Linked DNA regions of Mus musculus: region 1 is linked to region 2. A link is a loop called in an ENCODE intact Hi-C map of the cell type or tissue named here. Cell type or tissue: left cerebral cortex. All regions are shown on one strand. Links, peaks and the distances in the headings refer to the core of each region. The heading gives the core; the rest is flanking DNA. Region 1 overlaps Gpnmb (glycoprotein (transmembrane) nmb). Region 2 has its middle 8.7 kb from the start of 4930563H07Rik.

Region 1 (2,919 bases), core at 299-2,798, 50 kb before region 2:
CTCTTGTCTTTTCAGGAAAGCAGAATTTGTTTCACGCATACACTCAAAGTAAAGACTGGACTCAAGGGCTGATATTTGTGTTGGCATCCGTGTAGCTGTATTGAACAGCATGATTGCATTGGTAGTATAAGGGCAGTTTGGTTTGTAGATGACGTTGTGAGATGCCTGGGGAAGTTAGGCACAGACTGAAAACTGGCTAAGTACTAAAGCCATGCAAGTGCAAAGGGCCTGCCCGAGTTACTGTTCTACCTCTGTGCAGAGACACCACGACCAAAGACACACTTATAAAAGAAAACATTTCATTAGGGGCTTGCTTACCGTTTCAGACGGTTAGCCCATATTCATCGTGGCAGGAAGCATGGTGGCAGGCTGGCGTGGGATGGAGAGCTTACATCCTTACCCACAGGCAGGCAGGCAAAAAGAGCAAGACTGGGCCTGGCAATGAACCCCTCCCCCAGCAACACACCTCTCCCAACAAAGGCACACCTCCTAACTCTTCTCAAACCAACTGGGGACCAAGCACTTAAATATATAAATCTGTGGGGCCATTCTCATTCAAACCACCACAGGGCCCATAGGAGAGCTCTGATTCCTTGTAGAATCTTAAGGATAAAGGGGATGGCTATTGACTACAAACAGAAGTTGCCCTTGCAGGTGAAGCTGAGGCCAGTGGGTGGGCCAGAACCCAGGTCAGTGAAGTCACAGCAGTGACCACATGAGCAGTGGCTTACTGTGCTGGTCTGGAATCCCAGCTCCACAAACTCAGTTTTGTGTCTCTTATTATCTCTTCGTTCTCTCCTAGACCCAGAACCACCCTAGCATTCAATAAAAGATGATTAAATGAGCAAAATCAGTCTGCAACGGTTGATCCCTGGAAGCAGACCTTTGAATTTTCATGGTATTTATTCCAGCAGCATTGGAAGCCTCCTTCAACATCAACCAGCCAACCAACAACAAATAAACAAACAGCAAACAACAGACAAACAGCTAACATCAACAAACAACTGCAACAAACAACCCAACAAGTAACAACAACAACAACAACAAACATCAACAAAACACTTTCAAAGAATTGTTCCCCCACTAGGGTTCCCCCAAAGGAGGTCACCCTCATCCTCTGGAAGACTGTCTTTTCATCTGCTCTTTGTGTCACTTGAGCTTAAGAGTTCTGTGCATTCTGTGTGTGATGGGTACTTTGAGTGCATCGCCTTCAAACTATGGGATTTTCAGATTATGAGAATTTCAATCCAGGGAAACAGATATTTGTGAATTACTCAGAGATGCTTAGGATGCAGACATTTATAAAAGCCCTAGAAATAAGCAATTCCTGGAATAATTTGTTACATACACATGTACTTTTCGTGAGAAGTTTTAATTCTCAGCCAACATCAATCAAGCCATCCCTGTCTCTTAGGCTATTTCTTCCATTCTGCAGACAGTTCCCTTACCAGGGTCACTTGGAAAATATAAATCGACACAATTTACTATTTCAGACTTCTTTCCTACTACTAGATTAAAATTTGTTTAGATGAAGCTAGATAAACAAAGTCATGGACCTGCCGCTTTGGTGGCTGTTCTGTATCTGCTGTTCTCTGCTGCCCCCTGTTGACCTGAGCAAGGAAGTGATCCCAAGCCCAGCCTTGCTCATTCTTGTCCTGGAACCAGCAGAATAAGGATTCTCTGTTGGTTTCTCAGAAATCCAAATTATGGGGTCCCACCTCCACAAGACAGTGTTTGGAACCATGGGGTGGAGTCTAAGCGGTCTGTGGATTCTGCAGCAACCTGAAATCAATGTCCTGTTTTGGGTACTAGTGAACGGGCTCCTTAGTATGTAAAAATCAATCAATCAATCAATCAATCAATCAATCAATCAATCAATCAATCAATCAAGCTTCTTCACGTGTTTCTGTCCCCAGGCTGAGACTGTAACACAAGGCTGTACCTGCACTCATTCTTCCATCAGGAGCAGTAGCGGCCATGTGAAGTGAGTCAGAGAGGGACAGCATACCCCTTCTACAGCTGAGACAGAGGCAGAAAAGACTCCTAACATGCCATGTCACTAGGTCACAAAGCTTTAGATGTCAGGGCTCGGTTCAGATACAAGGCTGCTGTTGGGATGCCTGTGCCCAGGACTCCTTCAGTTGCTCTGGGCTCCTTGGCTGTGGGGCTGTCCCGCAGGCACAGGGTGTTCAGCAGCCCTGGGCTCTCCCCACTAGATGCCAGTAGCACCCCACCCTAGTTTTGACAACCACAAATCTCTCCAAACATTGCCAAACACTCCTGGCTGAGAGGCCCTGTCCTAAGTGGTCAGCAATTTTTACATTCTTTGGAGACAATTTCCAAACAAAAAGCTTCTTTTTGCTTCTAGGCCACCTAGTGGGGGGGGGGGGTGTCAAAGTACCAGACTGAATGTTGGTCCTCCACAATGCCTCAAAAATGAGCAGTCATTCTATAATACCATCATATTTATCCAGTTGTCTACCTTCATCAAGGTAGATACAGTCTGGACTCTCAGATCTCACTTGGTTGCTATTAAGGGTCTGCTGGTATAGAATAGACAAGGTCTCATAGGTCAAGTGCAGCCCACCACATGCTTTATAAGTGTCCATGGATAAATGAATGGATGGGTAGTTCACTGAACTACACAGGGAAAATTTTCTCCCCAATATAATAATCACACAGCTTATTAGACTGCCTTTTTAATGAGTAGAATATGTACACACACGCACCATACACAAAGCCCGGGCCCATTATAATTTTGTCAGGAGCTCAGGCATGCTCAGTGAGTTGGAAGGCAGATGAAGCATGGCCTTCAGGTGGTGATTAGCTGGGTTCATGCCCATGTTATGTGGAAAGCTGAGGCATCTGTGGTATCTCCCCCAGTTAACCTAGGACCTTAAGTAGCAGTGACCCCACCTC
Region 2 (2,919 bases), core at 111-2,610:
TTAATAAATAAATATGTAGATTCAGGTGCAATCAAACTTTATTTTGTTGGAGCAATAAAAATATAATTGCCAGAGGGGAAAAAAAATGCAGGATGGACAGTTAAGTATAAATTTCAGATAAAGAACAAATACTTTTCTAGGGTAAAAATGCCCTGAATATTGCATTGAACTTAAACTAAAAACTGTTATTATTCAAGATGCACACTGGACTGTGTCTTAGGTTTGTTTCTGCTCAGTAATGCAACTTAAGCACCAGGGTGAGGTGGGAAATCCATCAAATCCATGCCTCACGGAGACATCACAGCAAACCCCAATTACTTTGCATGATTAGTGGTGTTAATTGAAAAGCTCCTCATAACAGCCGCAGTGAGCATGGGCCGGCCACACTCCTCCCACTTCTAAGCGTCTCCTGGGGAGAAGATGAAACGTTCAGCGCAGACTCACACACAAACGTTCACAGCAGCTTTAGTAATAAAAGTTTAAAAAGTGCAGAGGCCTGGGGAGGTAGCTTAGTGAGGAAAAGAGTTCTCTTTGCAAGCTCAGGGACTTTTAAATTCAATCTCCATAACCCATGTAAACATGTCAGGCTTGCTGTAACCTTAGTGCTCGGGAGGCAGCCACAGTCTCTCGGCTCTCTAGGTTGTCTTGTCTAATGTGTTGCCAAACTGCCTTCCCTTGGGGGAACTCTTAAACAATGCTTACCTCTCCTCCAAAGGTTCCAACACTAAAGTTCATGGGGGAGGGGAGCGGAGGGGAAAATAAGCTTACTTGGCTTACTTACAATGGGTGAGGGGTTAGGAAGGAGAGGAGGTCTCCACCCAGCCAGGATGACTCCTCCTCCTCCTGGCTGCATAAATGGAAGCCCCGCCCCTCTCCTTCCTCACCTCTATTACCTATCCCCGCCCCCACAGAACCGGAGGCTACCTGCAATTAGTGATGATTTGCATCCAATTAGTTGGGGGCAAGTGGTTAGACTCTCAGGTTGAGGGTTCCGTGACCCTCCATATCTACACCTTTCATGAGGGAAGAGCAAAGGTCAGCAAGCCCAGTCGATCTTTGGTGAACATGCTAAGATGGACTTCTGAAGATGGCTCTGGTTGGACTTGGAGGACAGTCCGGTACAACATCTTATCTGAAGGGAGGTAGACAGGATTACTGAGAACAGCACCTGAGGTTGTCCTCTGATCTTCACCCACACGCTCATGCACAGATGTGCAACTGCACATACCTGAGCACGCACTTTCCCTCACACACTCCAAAAAGTGGGAAGAACGCTCCAGCAGATGAGTGAATGAATAAAACTGTGCTATCCAAACACAGGGATGCTATTCGGCAACAAAAATGCAGGCTGCCGATGTTTACAATAGTAAGTACGAATCTCAGAATTATTACACGGAGGGAATAAAAAGCCAAGAAGCAATGAATGTACAGTGTGAGGCAGGTTGGTTCTGTGAGAGGGCTGGGGACTGCTGGCAAAGGGGCGAGAGAAGAAGATTCCGGGCAAAATGATACTTGCCTTGGGACTTTCAGCGGTTTTGAGGCTTTTGCTTCTGGCAGGAGCTGCAGAAGTTGGGCGCACGGGCTCCATCTACTGTCCAGTTAGCGTTGGTGCAGGGAAGTTGTACAACGGCCAAGGTGGAGTCAGGGTCAGGACAGGACAGGATAGACAGGAGCAGCCTAAGCTCACTTCCTTCTTGAGAAACATCACCCACCCGAAATTTATGTCTAAATGGCATCTGGATGCATAGCTTATGGTTATATGGTATGTATTTGTATATTAATGTAAGTTTTGGATTTAAAAACTTTCTGGGACTGGGAAGGTGGTTTATTGGGAAAAAATGCTTGCATGCAACTGTGAAGATATGAGTTTGGATCTTCAGAACACACACACACACACACACACACACACACACACACACACACACACACACAAATTAATAAAGTATATAAACCAGATCTGATATGTATTTATTAGATGGATGTAAATCTTTATGTTTAAAATAGTGCTTTAACCATATTTTTCTATCTACATGGTCTTTGTTATTTTTAACAAGGTAGAAATTTCTGGGCTGTTTGGATTTATCTTTTGTAGAGATAGGGTCTGGCTATATATCCCTGCGTGTTGGGAACTTACTCACTACATATCTTAGGCTGTCCTTGACCTTGCTGGATCCTCCTGCTTCAGTCTCTCTAATGTGGGGATTCCAGGCGTCTTCTGGCCTGCTGGGCTGCATGCCTGCTCAGCGGCAAAGGGGGGTCCTTTGGTAGTCCCTGTCTGGGACTGAAGGTCTGGAAGACTCCTGGAGTGTTGCTGGTCTTCAGGCTGTGTTGGAAGGTTGAAGAGCTGGAGTCTGTGTGGGTAAAGGACAGTGGCCGCAGAGAGACACAGCAGTGAAGGCACTATTGCTCTGCCCCGGGTCTCTTCCGGTTGGGATACAGCACCCATGATGAATGAAGGATTTCTCTCCTTAGCTAGTCCTTCTGCAAATGTCCCTATAGACCACCCAGGGAGGTCTGTCTCATAGTGGAGTCCAGATCCTGTCAAGGTGACAATAAGATTAATTATCACAATGGGTGTGGGGTGTAGCTTGGGTTCAATGTCAATACCAGAAGAAAGATATTAGTGTAGACTTCAGAAGTCAGACAACTTCACCCCTCTTCTCCCTCCCTCTCCCTTCGTCCCCCTCTCTCTGTCTGTCTCTCTGTCTGTCTCTCTCTCTCCCTCTCTCTCTCTGTCTGTCTTCCTCTGTCTCTCTCCCTCTCTCTCACTCTCTTGCTCTGTCTCCAGCTCCAGTTTTAGGCATTTTTGTCTCACCCATAGATTTGTTTAACTGCCCCACACCTGCTGGCACTTCAATCAAGACACTAAACTGCTCCATTACTGAGAAGGAACTCTGGTGGCTCCTTCACTTATATCCC

What was found. Hi-C counts contacts between places; a loop is a spot of excess contacts. Peaks named below come from ENCODE experiments on the same cell type or tissue, not always from the same donor. Only the 100,000 strongest peaks of a DNase experiment are listed, where the experiment ranks them.
Region 1: a loop joins it to region 2, with 2.2 times the contacts of the local background. A loop is called at or near these places in 1 of 42 quality-filtered maps.

The regions. Positions count from the first base shown.
Region 1 is chr6:49,056,550-49,059,468 of GRCm38, reverse strand. It overlaps Gpnmb (glycoprotein (transmembrane) nmb), which reads right to left. Exons shown (of 11, transcript NM_053110.4): 11 at 1,287-2,919. Among named protein-coding and RNA genes, the nearest start is that of Malsu1, 16 kb to the left of the region's middle. In left cerebral cortex, for the core only: CTCF peaks have their summits at 1,607 (motif pointing left) and 2,236; a DNase peak (open chromatin) is centred at 1,610.
Region 2 is chr6:49,006,841-49,009,759 of GRCm38, reverse strand. No RefSeq gene overlaps it. Among named protein-coding and RNA genes, the nearest start is that of 4930563H07Rik, 8.7 kb to the right of the region's middle. In left cerebral cortex, for the core only: a CTCF peak has its summit at 1,581 (motif pointing left); a DNase peak (open chromatin) is centred at 1,573; H3K4me3 peaks cover 412 bases; H3K27ac peaks cover 245 bases.